Linked DNA regions of Homo sapiens: region 2 is linked to region 1. The links are chromatin contacts, found by Hi-C in ENCODE. All regions are on one chromosome and are shown on one strand. The core of a region is the stretch at or near the end of the contact, and the rest is flanking DNA. Distances in the headings are between cores, read along the strand shown.

The links. A loop is a pair of places that touch in the nucleus more often than their neighbours do. Pooled maps may share reads with other maps.
Region 2: a map of B cell shows a loop between it and region 1 (24-fold over the local background). The contact joins the promoter of ODF2L here to the promoter of ZNF326 in region 1. A Hi-C loop is called at or near these places in 2 of 168 maps with a recorded cell type or tissue (B cell and CD8-positive, alpha-beta T cell) and 6 of 50 pooled maps.

Annotation. Positions count from the first base shown.
Region 1 is chr1:89,993,758-89,999,318 of GRCh38, forward strand. ZNF326 (zinc finger protein 326) reads left to right here and starts at 1,353. Exons shown (of 12, transcript NM_182976.4): 1 at 1,353-1,516; 2 at 4,353-4,397. The coding sequence starts at 1,501. It also overlaps the pseudogene GEMIN8P4. RefSeq lists enhancers at 1,005-1,571, 1,572-2,137, 2,019-2,068 and a silencer at 1,159-1,798.
Region 2 is chr1:86,393,473-86,399,494 of GRCh38, forward strand. It overlaps ODF2L (outer dense fiber of sperm tails 2 like), which reads right to left and starts at 2,851. Exons shown (of 17, transcript NM_001366781.1): 1 at 2,561-2,851. RefSeq lists an enhancer at 2,776-2,825.

The DNA of each region.
Region 1 (5,561 bases), core at 103-2,602:
GGCCTCTACCGACCGGCGGGTGTTGCAGTACAGGTCGTGTTCAGCGTTCACGTAGCTGTTCAGGCGCTCCGCATCCAGCTGTTGCCGCCGCAGTAGTTCTTCTCTGTGCCTCTCTGTCTCTGCAAAGTACTGGCGGAGCTCTTCGGTGATTTCCATATTGCTCAGGTCACATGCTACCTCTGCATCTGACTCGGTCTCCATCTCTTCCTCCTTGGATAAGGCTTGGTCTTCTCTTGTGGATGCCTGGATCCTACTGCTGCCATGTGGATGTTGCCCAGACCCTCTGAAATGTGAAGAACTGCAGGGGGAGTCCTGCTAGGCCACATGATGGTCATAGAAGGACTGAGGATACGCAGCCTGGTTATCGTAAGAGCTTTGGGGAAGAAGCGCAGGAAGGAAGAACCATGGAAGACTGAAACAGGATTCCACCGCCTTCCTGTAGGCATTGTGGTGGCTTTGCATCCAAGCCATTGCTTGATGATAATGTTGCCAGTATCTTGCATATACTGGATGAGAATACCAAGGCCTGGTAGCTTTTGATGTTGATGCCTTCACCACTGCCATCTCCGATTGTGAAAGTCCAAATGGGTGCCGAAACTTGTGGGCGCGCAGCTTGCAGATCCTGGGCGGTGGCCAAGCAGGCCATGTTTTAGAATTCTTTCCAGGCGGGTCGCATTGGCTCACGCCTGTGATCCTAACACTTTGGGAGGCGGAGACGGGGCTGGGGGTGGGGGGATCGCTTGAGTCCAGGAGTTGGAGACCTGCTTGGGCAACATGGCAAAACCCCCATCTCTATAAAAATAATTTAAAAATTTTTTAAAAGAATTATTATTTCCATTTTATTTCAGTGCTTTGTCCTTTAAGAAAATTTATTGACATAGCGATAATCAGACTCCATACGCTATTTTGTATCTTGCTTTTCAAATTTGCCACAGGCTTCTAGAAACGTCCCAGACTTCTGTGTCTCCATGGAGGAAACCCCGTAAGTACTTACAAATGTTATGATTAGTCATCCCTAGCCAATACTAAGCAAAAGGTAGGCATGCGGTTTTATTAGTTTGGGCAGGAAGAAGGCATTCCAACCGGCTTCTTTCGCTCTTGCCAGGTTCAAACATGGCGGGCCGCAGCCGGCCCTTCCCGTACACTCGGCTTGCTTTCCCACAACCCCCGCCAATCTTTAGCGCTCCTTTTTTACCTTCCTTCCCCGTCAGCGGCTCCAGAGGGTCAGCACCTCCGAGCGTGACAGCGGACCTGCTTCCCGCCCCCCACGCGAGGGCCCGCCCACCAGCCCGCGTCAGCCAATAGCAGGCCGCGCCGATGGGGCTGGTAGCGCCGGTCGGCCCCGCCTCCCCAGCCTCGCTGTGGCCTGCGGCTCCCGGGCTGGTAGCGCGCCGCTCTCGGTCGCGCGGAGTGATCGTGTGGAATCGCGGGTCGCGGACGCTCGCCGCCGGCCATAGCTCAGCCTAGCGCCGCCAAGGCCGACGGCCCTCAGCCTCTGCCATGGACTTCGAGGACGGTAAGCGCTGCCTCTGGCTGGTCGGCGCAGCTGGCAGGAGGCGGGGTGGCCTACGCAGGGGGTCTGTTTACCGTCTCAAGATGGCCGTGTGGGCTTTGTTCTGCGGGCCCGGAGGCCGCCCGCCCGCCCCGGGCCCAGCGCCCGGAGTCGGCCTCTTTGGGGACCCACGCGCCCCGATTCGGCCCGCTCGGCGCCCGCTGCCGGCGGAGACAAGAGAACTCGGTGTCCGGTAGGACGCGCCTAGAGCGCGAGAGCCTCCGGGCTGGAGCCCCAGACTCGCCTTGGCCCCTGGTAGTGGAAATTGCCCCGACGTCTCCAACTTCCCGGTCTCGGGCAAACGGGCGAGTGCGGCCTCACCCACCTAGTCTCGCATTCGCCCCACAGGGCAGCGACCCAGACCGTCCGTTTAGTTAATCCTCAGCCTCGGGTTACTTCTTGCCAGATAGAATTTTCAGAGGCTTGTTCACAGTGATGTTTCTGTTTGTCCCGGTTTAAGATGAGTTGAAAGGGTGTCTGTAAGTGATATGTATAGATAAATATCTATGCAAAATGGAAAGCAAGATGTTTCCTGGTTAGTAAACTGGGGTGTTTATCACCAAAAATTACCTGCTTATTAATCCCTAACTTGAAATATTTATGTGAACCAAAGCACTTTTCTTTGGATCGTGTGTAGGTAGGATTTAAGTTAATCAGAATTTTGGCACAGCAAGCATCAAATGTCCTTCACATTTAGACCTGTACACAGCCTTGTAAGTGTTTGACTTACGGATTAAATAAACTGTATTTTAGCAATACTTTTCAGTTGTCTCAGATACTAATTCTTTAAACCACTTTTACAGGGTCACAAAGTAATATTAATTTGGTCTTCACTTTTGTTTTCAAACCTTGCTTGGAATTGGTGTCAAGATAAAGTGGTATGTAGTGACAACATTAGGGAGACATGGGAAAGGACTTATGTGATTAAACTGGATTTAATCCTGAGTAACCAGGCATGCTTAAGTAAAACCAGTTCACTAAGTAGGCTGTAAACTTTTAACCCCACCAAAAAAATGATCTTTAAATGAGGTGTGATCTCAGCATATGTCTTACTCGATGAGCTTTTGATTTTTCATAACATTTCATGCAACAAAGAATTAAAGCTTTCATATCTAGGTACAGATTTGTGAAAGGGGACTGGAATAGCCCTCTTGTAGATACTTTTCAGTTACTTTGAAATAGTAAGTTCAGCTCTTAAGAGTAGCACACTCTCGTGGTTTTGTTTGTTTTGGTTGGACTTTAACTCATTTTGATGTAGATACCTTTAAACTATGAATATTTGGGCTGGGCACGATGGCTCACACCTGTAATCTCAGCACTTTGGGAGGCGGAGGCAGAAGAATCCCTTGAACCCGGGAGGCGAAGGTTGCAGTGAGCCGAGATCGTGCCATTGCACTCTAGCCTGGGCAACAAGAGCCAAACTTCGTCTGAAAAAAAAAAAACAAAAAACCAACAACAAAACAAAAAACTATGAATATTTGAAGTGGCCAGAGTTGGGAGTGAAAATAAAAAATATATTATTGTATTTTCATGCTGTAGTTTGATGATAATGCCAACACCCAAGGTATAGCAGAGGCTAACAAAGTGGAGGTGGGGCAGTAGAAACAGTTCTTTCCACTCCCCACCCAAGGCAATAAGGGAATCCATTTCTATGGAGAATTGAAAAACAATAATAAAATGTAGTATGTCTGCTTTCTGTTATTGCCATATGCCAGAATTCTAAACAGTGTCAGTGATAGAAATTCTAAACAATATTAGTGATGAAATACGCCCTGTCTCACTGCCCAAATATACCACTGCTGTATTTGGAAGATGGAGTTTGACTAACACCATATATGAATCTATTCCTGTATAGTGTAGCAGGATTCTGTTGTATCCAGATGACCACTATATTAAATTCTGTTCTTTCAGTATATATTTGTAAAATTAACTAAAGAATTTAACAGTTGTTAAATTAGTTTTGATGAGGAAATTGGCAATATGGTTTTCAGTGATGACACATTCTGCTTGAATATAGAACACAGTCATATATGTATATGCATATGCATGTCTCAGATAAGATCTTGAAATCTTTTTTTTTTTGAGACAGAGTCTCGTTCTGTCGCCCAGGCTGGAGTGCAGTGGTGCAGTCTTGGCTCACTGCAGCCTCTGCCTCCTGGATTCAAGTGATTCTTCTGCCTCAGCCTCCCTAGTAGCTGGGACTACAGGCACGCACCACCAGGCCCGGCTAATTTTTATATTTCCAGTAGAGAAAGGGTTTCACCATATTGGACGGGCTGGTCTCGAACTCCTGACCTCGTGACCCGCCCACCTCACCTTCCCAAGTGCTGGGATTACAGGCGTGAGCCACCGTGCCCGGCCAAGATCTTGAAATCTTTAAAGAGCAAATTAAATGGTAAAAGAAATTAACTTAGCAAAAATTTCATGTTACGTACAATTCTCAGATGTCTTTGCTTTTGCATTATTTGATACATAATTTAATCTATCTGCCTTTGTGTTACTTGGTACAAATCAGTGCTGAATCCCCTCTTTTGGCTGTTATTATGTATCAGGTGTTGTAAACTAATGTTTACCATAATTTGGATAATAAACCTACCATTTGGGGAGATAGTGAAGAAAAAAGAGATACATTTTCTGGAATGGAGTATTGGTAATTATTTGTTTTAACTATTCTCAGTTTTGCAGATAATTGGGTTAATGTCATTTTAAAAATTGTGCTTGTTTTTTACTGGATCGGCATATAATTTTGAATTATTGCTAATATCACACTAATTCCTTTTTGTTAAATGTGTCTTCATAGATTACACACACTCCGCCTGCAGGAATACTTATCAGGGCTTTAATGGTAAGTATCCTCTTTCAGCTTTTCTCTTCATGCGCATAAAAATATAGTATCAATGTAAAAGGCCAGTTCTACCTATTTCAGTCCTTGTTTTGGTTCTTGATATATCATTTATGTGTTAATATTGTCTTACTATATATAGTATTTGAATTGGGGAATGTGCTATCAGAAAATGTTAGGGGTTATTCACATTAGTTTGATTTTTTTTTTGGTCCATTTTGTTTGAATTATGATTATTTTAATGTGTTCCAAAGGGCCTAACTACATTCTGAGTGATGAATCACAAGACACTGGCTGAGTTATTTTGGTTGAATTAGAGGCTTTGGTATTGAGTAATGTAGACTAAGTGGATTATTGGCTTGGTTCTATATAGCTTGTATTGTAATGCATTTTGACCTTGTTTTTGAGGTCATTTTCTTCAGTGTGTCCAAATGTGTTAGTATATAAAGAGCTGTCTAGAGGAGCACATGAAGAAGCTTGATTGTTTATTGACATGAGCATGACATTAGACTTGTGACTATAGAACTAGATAGAATCATGAGAGGTATGTAGAATACAATTGGATGTCATTTTGATAGTTATTAGAGTTAGGGCCCTGCCACACAAGATAATAATACAAAAAAAGAACACAGAACAATTAATGCAGGTTAAAAAACATATGAAGGACTTGAGGCATTAAATATCATGATTGCCAGAGAAATGTAAAATCCAACTTTCGTACAGAATAGAATATATTCACAAAGTAAAACTGAAGCAAATGTATACTAAAGACTATGCCATTTATGGGAATAATTACTGAACAGTTAATTTTTATTTCATTATCTTTAAAGATTAAGATAAACTTTGGATTTCATGTGGGCTAAAAAGGCTTAACATATAGGGAGTTAGTACTGAAGAATGTATTTGTGAGCTGGAAATTGAAAATTACCAAAGGAAGTTTAATTTGCATCCACATGTAAGTTATATTGAAAACTGGAAAATTAACGAGAAAGCCATTTCATAAGTTTTGATATAAAGATTTTAAGGCCTTGAACTTGGGAGGTGATAGTAGTAGTAATCTTAAAAATAAAGAGCAAATTAGCAGAACTTGCAGGCTGACTAGTAATGGGTAGAAAATTGAGAGGGTTGAATAAAAATGAATCCAGGATTTTAAACTGGAATGTATGA
Region 2 (6,022 bases), core at 1,601-4,100, 3.6 Mb before region 1:
GTTTTCTGATACAGAGAGATTAGATTAGATAACAAATTAGTAATCCCTCTCTCCAATGAAAAAAGAAGGATGTATATTTAAAAGATGGGCTGCAGACTGGATAATATAGGAAGAAGAGTTGACAGCAAGAGTGACTGTTCTGTAAACACGGCATGTACTTCAAAGCCAACATTCCATTTCCTTCTCAAAGTGTTGCCCTGATTTCTCCAGCCCATCAAGAACTCTAAACAAAAGTATTTTCAGAATCATATAGTTTAGAATTTAACTGCTCCATAAATGCTCATATTTTAGTTCTCTTTTAAACTTGCTATTAACTGTGAGGACAAATAATACGCATCACTCTCTGCCCTAAAAAATTACCTAACACAGTGGGGAGCATAGATTAGGTTCTCAAATATAAGTTAGGGTGACTAAATTATTTACTGTTTAAACTCGGACACTTTTGAGTGTCCATATAGAGCCCAATTACCCGGAAAAAGACCTGGCCAAAGATGTTCAGAATATTGTCTAATCCCAAATAAAGTCACCATCCTGTACCAGACAAACATAAAGCATATTCCTTTCCTTCAACACGACAGCTGTTGCCATTTACTGAGCAGAGCACTGACTGACCTTATAAACATCATCTCACAAAAGCTTCACAAGGTTGTTATTAAAAAGCTATAAATAAGTAAATTAAATCTTAGAAGGGTTAAATAGCTTGTCCAAGATTACAAGTAAGGAATTGGTGGAACTCAGTTTTGAATTAAAAGCCATGAGATGGTGAAACCGCATCTCTACTAAAAATACAAAAATTAGCTAGGCGTGGTGGTGGGCACCTGTAGTCCCAGCTACTCGAGAGGCTGAGGCAGGAGAATCACTTGAACCCGGGAGGCGGACGTTGCAGTGAGCCGAGATCGCGCCACTGCACTCCACTGCGGCAGAGCGAGACTCCATCTCAAAAAAAAAAAAAAGCCATGAGATACTAAAACATAAATATAAAAATCTACAAAGCAAAAAGTAACACACAAACTTGCCTTTATTCAGTCAGGTTTTAATACTCATAAGTTCAATTTAGATTCAAAAGATGAAAACTGTTCTGGACAAGGAAATGAGTGATGAATGAGCTAGCTAAAAGCACAGACTACAATTCTAAAGAGAGAGAGCAGACCGCGACCAGATCACTAAATTCCATTGTTCTAAAGTTTGTCACAAGGAACTTTTGGGATAGAAAAACTACACTATAAATACACATCCATTGTGAAATAAGAAGATGAAAAAGAGAAGCAAAAAGCAAATCATAAACATGATCATGACATTCTTACTATAAGCAGAATATCAAACTAATTTCAAAAGCAGACAGGTTTTCTGCAGTTTGTTTCTTTTTCCTTTTTTTTTTTTTTTTTTGAGACAGAGTCTCGCGCTGTCGCCCAGGCTGGAGTGCAGTGGCGCGATCTCGGCTCACGGCAAGCTCCGCCTCCTGGGTTCACGCCATTCTCCTGCCTCAGCCTCCCGAGTAGCTGGGACTACGGGCGCCCGCCACCACGCCCGGATAACTTTTTGTATTTGTTTTAGTAGAGACGGGGTTTCACCGTGTTGGCCAGGATGGTCTCGATCTCCTAACCTCGTGATCCGCCCGCCTCGGCCTCCCAAAGTGCTGGGATTACAGGCGTGAGCCACCGCGCCCGGCCCGGTTTGTTTCTTTAACCTTAACTCAGTTGCACTTAAAACTCCAAGAACCTCATTCATTCAAAAACACTTGAAACCGTACTATGCGTTGCGTGATGAGGAAACTGTCTTCGAAATAGATTTTATCCCCAACAGCAGCCCCAGTATGGTTATTCTCAGTAAACAACAAGCACCACCACTCACTAACCACCTACATTCGGTGCCACCTTAATGGCCCTGCGTTTACTTAATCTCGTATTACAACCACCCCAAAGTGATGATTACTGTTACAGTTATCAGTAAGGAATCCAGGAAGGTTCAGTGACCTAGACAAGGCCACACAGCGGGTTCAGTGGCAGAGCTGGGACTGAACACAAGTCGGCCTTTAGCACTCTCCACGACCCTAGGTCAATCCCGCACTACAGGGGTCGCCTATAGGGGCTGGAACCTAGAGGAATCCTGGAGAAGGAATTATTTCCTGAGGATTCCTGTAATATACCTCACTTACGAAGCCCCCAGGGCTTCCTACAATCTGATATATCACATGATGGGCGATTAAAAACCAGCCCAATGATTAAGAGGTCACTATTTCTGAAAGAAATGCAACCATATCCAGGAACGGCCCGGTCAGGACTTCGTTCTGCACAAGCCCACCTCACGCTAACATTTGCCCTGATGTCCCGGGGACCACACCCTTCCTAAGAGTGAGTCTCGCCGCCCTTTTCCCAGGCCAGGTAGTCAGCCTGAGGGAGGTGGAGGGTTTGCGCGGAGGGGGCTGGGTGGGCGCGAGGGCCTTTTACTTCCGGGACCCACCACTGCCCTCACCTCCAGACCGCTAAGGGCTCCCGCGGTAAACGCCCAGCAGCAGCTAGGCTCCCCACAAAGTCGCCCCCAACCCAAAAGGCGTACTTACGCCCCCGCCGCTGCGTCCGCACGTCGTCGTGACGACAGCCCGCCGTCGCCGCGATATAAAAAAAGGGTCAGAGGCGCCACGGCTGCTGCAATGGAAACCGTGGCAATCCTTCTTGTGCTCTGAGTCGGCTAGGAGGGAGCGGGACGCAGGGGGCACTACAGTGGGTAGACTAGGAAGGAAGGCAAGGGACGCGAGGTGGGAACCAGGCGAATTCCTAGACCTGCTTGCCGCAGAAGAGTGCCCGCTCAAGTGGAACAAAAGCGCAGCTAGTAACCGGCTAGTGGCTTCTCTGGCAACGGCGGCCCCACCCCTCCCGTCAGGCCCGCAGCAGGCTGCCGATTGGTCCGGGTTAGGGACGGCGGGCAGCGCCTATAGCTATTGGAGAGGGTGAGGAACGGGGCAGGGAGGGCAGCTTCGTGTCTATCCTTGTTTCTCGGGTAAACATTTTTTTTTAAGCGTTTGTTTATGGACAAGGACAGCATTTGTGTACGTTACCGAAAATCATAACCGAGCCCAACTAGAAAAAAAGGAAATAAAGCCAATTCCGAGTTTTCTGGCGCTTGGCCTGGTTGTGCCCTGCTTTTGCTTTTTAAAGAGAAGATTTGAAAACGTGAAGGCAACTGCGACCGGAAGAAACCTCCTTTTAAATGTATAGTAGTATTTTTAGCTGAGATGCCTCCCTGGGCCTCAGGTTTTTTCCTGTTAAATGAGGAAGCCTGAGGATGTTCTGCAAGGTGCCTTCAGGGTCTCAAAGTCTTTCGTATCTGTGCCACAGCCAGCTGGTCTGGTTTATAAAGTCCTGAAGAAGCAAAGCAAGATTTTAATTGGAAAAATATCTTCATTCAATGCCTCTACTTAATATTCATGTTAAGAATCGTACACCAACCTATGAAGTTCACAAGTAGAGTAACTGTCAACTAAGCCATAACCGTGGCATGCTGCTACCTAAATAATTGGTTTCACTAAAGCACTCCAGCAATGTTTTTCCACCAGTACTGTAATTGTCCCTTTCATAATTTAAAGCGGGAGACAGAATTAGTAAATTTTTTAGTAAAGGGCCAGTGATATGGTTAGGCTCTGAGTCCCCGACCACATCCCATCTTGAATTGTAATCCCCATAATCCCCACGTGTCAAGAGAGAAACCAGGTGAAGGTAATTGAATCATGGGGGCAGTTCCATAATCCCCACGTGTCAAGAGAGAGACCAGATGAAGGTAATGGAATCATGGGGGCCGTTTACCCCCATGCTAGTGAGTTCTCAAGCTATCTGATGGTTTTGTAAGGGGCTCTTTCCCCTCCACTGGGCACTTCTCCTTAACGAAGAAGGTGTCCTGCTTCCCCTTCACCTTCCGTCATGATTGTAAGTTTCCTGAGGCCTCCCCAGCGACGCTGAACTGTGAGTCAATTAAACCCCTTTCCTTTATAAATTACCCAGTCTCAGGCAATTCTTTATAGCAGTATGAAAATGTGCTCATACAGCCAGATAATATTTTATTAATAGGTTTTGCAGGTCATATGGTCTCTGTGATACTATTTAACTCTGCCATTGTCTTACCAAGAAAAGCCATAGATGATACATAAACATAAACATATGAGCTCACTAAAGTACGTTTGTGTGCAGGATGCAACACTACAGTGTTGGGTAGAAATTGTGATTTCTATCTTCATGGCAACAAATGGGGACTAGAATGTAAAAATAGCAGGCAATGAAATAGAATAAAGATACTTGAATACAAATAATACTTCAAAATTAAAAAGCAACATTTTAGATAACCTGTTTGCAGAGGACAAACAGAAGGTTAAATGAAAGTGTGATGGAGAATCACCACCTTTACATCTTTGCACTCTTTAATAGTGCCACTAATCACTGGAATTCCCCTAGGACTATGGTATTGCCTTTGGTTTAATCTTTTAGTAGATAAGGGCAGTTCCAAAGGCTTCCACTTTGTCTTCCTATTATAATAGCCATGAGTCAAAAAGCCAATGTCAAGATGCTGTAAATCTCCTTTAAGGTTATGACATTCAGGTCTCTTCATTAGTTCTGGTAAATTTTTTGCTGTACAAATTAAGTAGAATCTTAGCAGACTATCCATTTCAATTATAGGGGCAGTGATTAATTATCAACTCCTAAAGATCCCCCTTAGTCAAACAATATGATACACCCTGCTGGTATCATGGTATCAACAGATATCTCATCTCTGATGGCTCAGTGGTATCACTTGGCCTCTATCACTTTGGGATCTTACTATTTCCATTAGGGAATTAGGGATTTCATGCAATGGCAGCATCTTTATCCCCAGGCTTATAGAATAGCAGCTACAGAGCTTTTAAAGGATTCTGGCATTCCCTATATTTTCTCAATGCTTTAGTAAAAAGAAGGTCCTTTGGCCCTCTCAGAACACCTTTGAAAGGAGATGACTGGGTAACATATGATAAATCCATTCATACAGTACTATTCCCTAAGTCTTCTTTAAAAATTGATACATACTAGATGTACATATTTTCAGGGTACATGTGATAATTGGATACATTTATATGAATGTGTAATGTGTAAAGATCAAATCAAGATAGTCAGGATATCCATCACCTTAAATATTTATCTTTATGCTATGAACATTCAAATTGTTCTCTTCTAGTTATTTTGAAATATACAATAGATTATAGTTAACTATAGTCACCCTACTTATCTGTCAAACACTGGGTCTTATTTCTTCTATCTAACTGTATGTCTGCACTCATTAATCAACCTCTCTTCGTTACCCCTTTCCCTAAGTCTTTTAATTCAATCCTCTAAAATCAAGAGATTTCTAACATCTCAACTTTATTTAGTTTCAATCAACCAACTGAGCAAACCTTGACAGCCACTCCTAGATGTTCAAAGCAAGAACAGTGAATTATGGTCTCTGGTAAATGTATTCATATTAATATCTTGGTCTCATCAAAAATATTCCTTCATCCCTGGTCTGCCACACTTGGAATTCATTATCATTTTCTATAGTCTTCTGCCAATATAAATAAGCAAAATCTTGCACTTTTTTGGTATGAAACCCTTCTCCCAGGTCAGATCTTTTATTATACCCTGGAACATGTTGGGATCTAACTTTAGATCTAGACCAGTGGTTCTTGACATTTTTTTTGCCACAGCCAAAGAGGAAGGGCAAGTGTCCTACTGGCATCTAGTGAGTAGAGGCTAGAGATGCTGTTAAACATCTGCAATGCACGGGACATCCTCCACAACAAAATGTCAACAGTGCTGACATTAAGAAACCCCGGTCCAATATGGAGAATACAAAGGCCACCAGCCACCTATAGCTATTTCAAACATTTGAAATGTGATGATTCTGAATTGAGACATGTTGTAAATGCAAAATACACACATTTTGCATATGAAAAAGAACATAAAATATCTTGATTTTCATACTGATTATGTCGAAATGATATTTTGGAAGGCAGCTATACTCA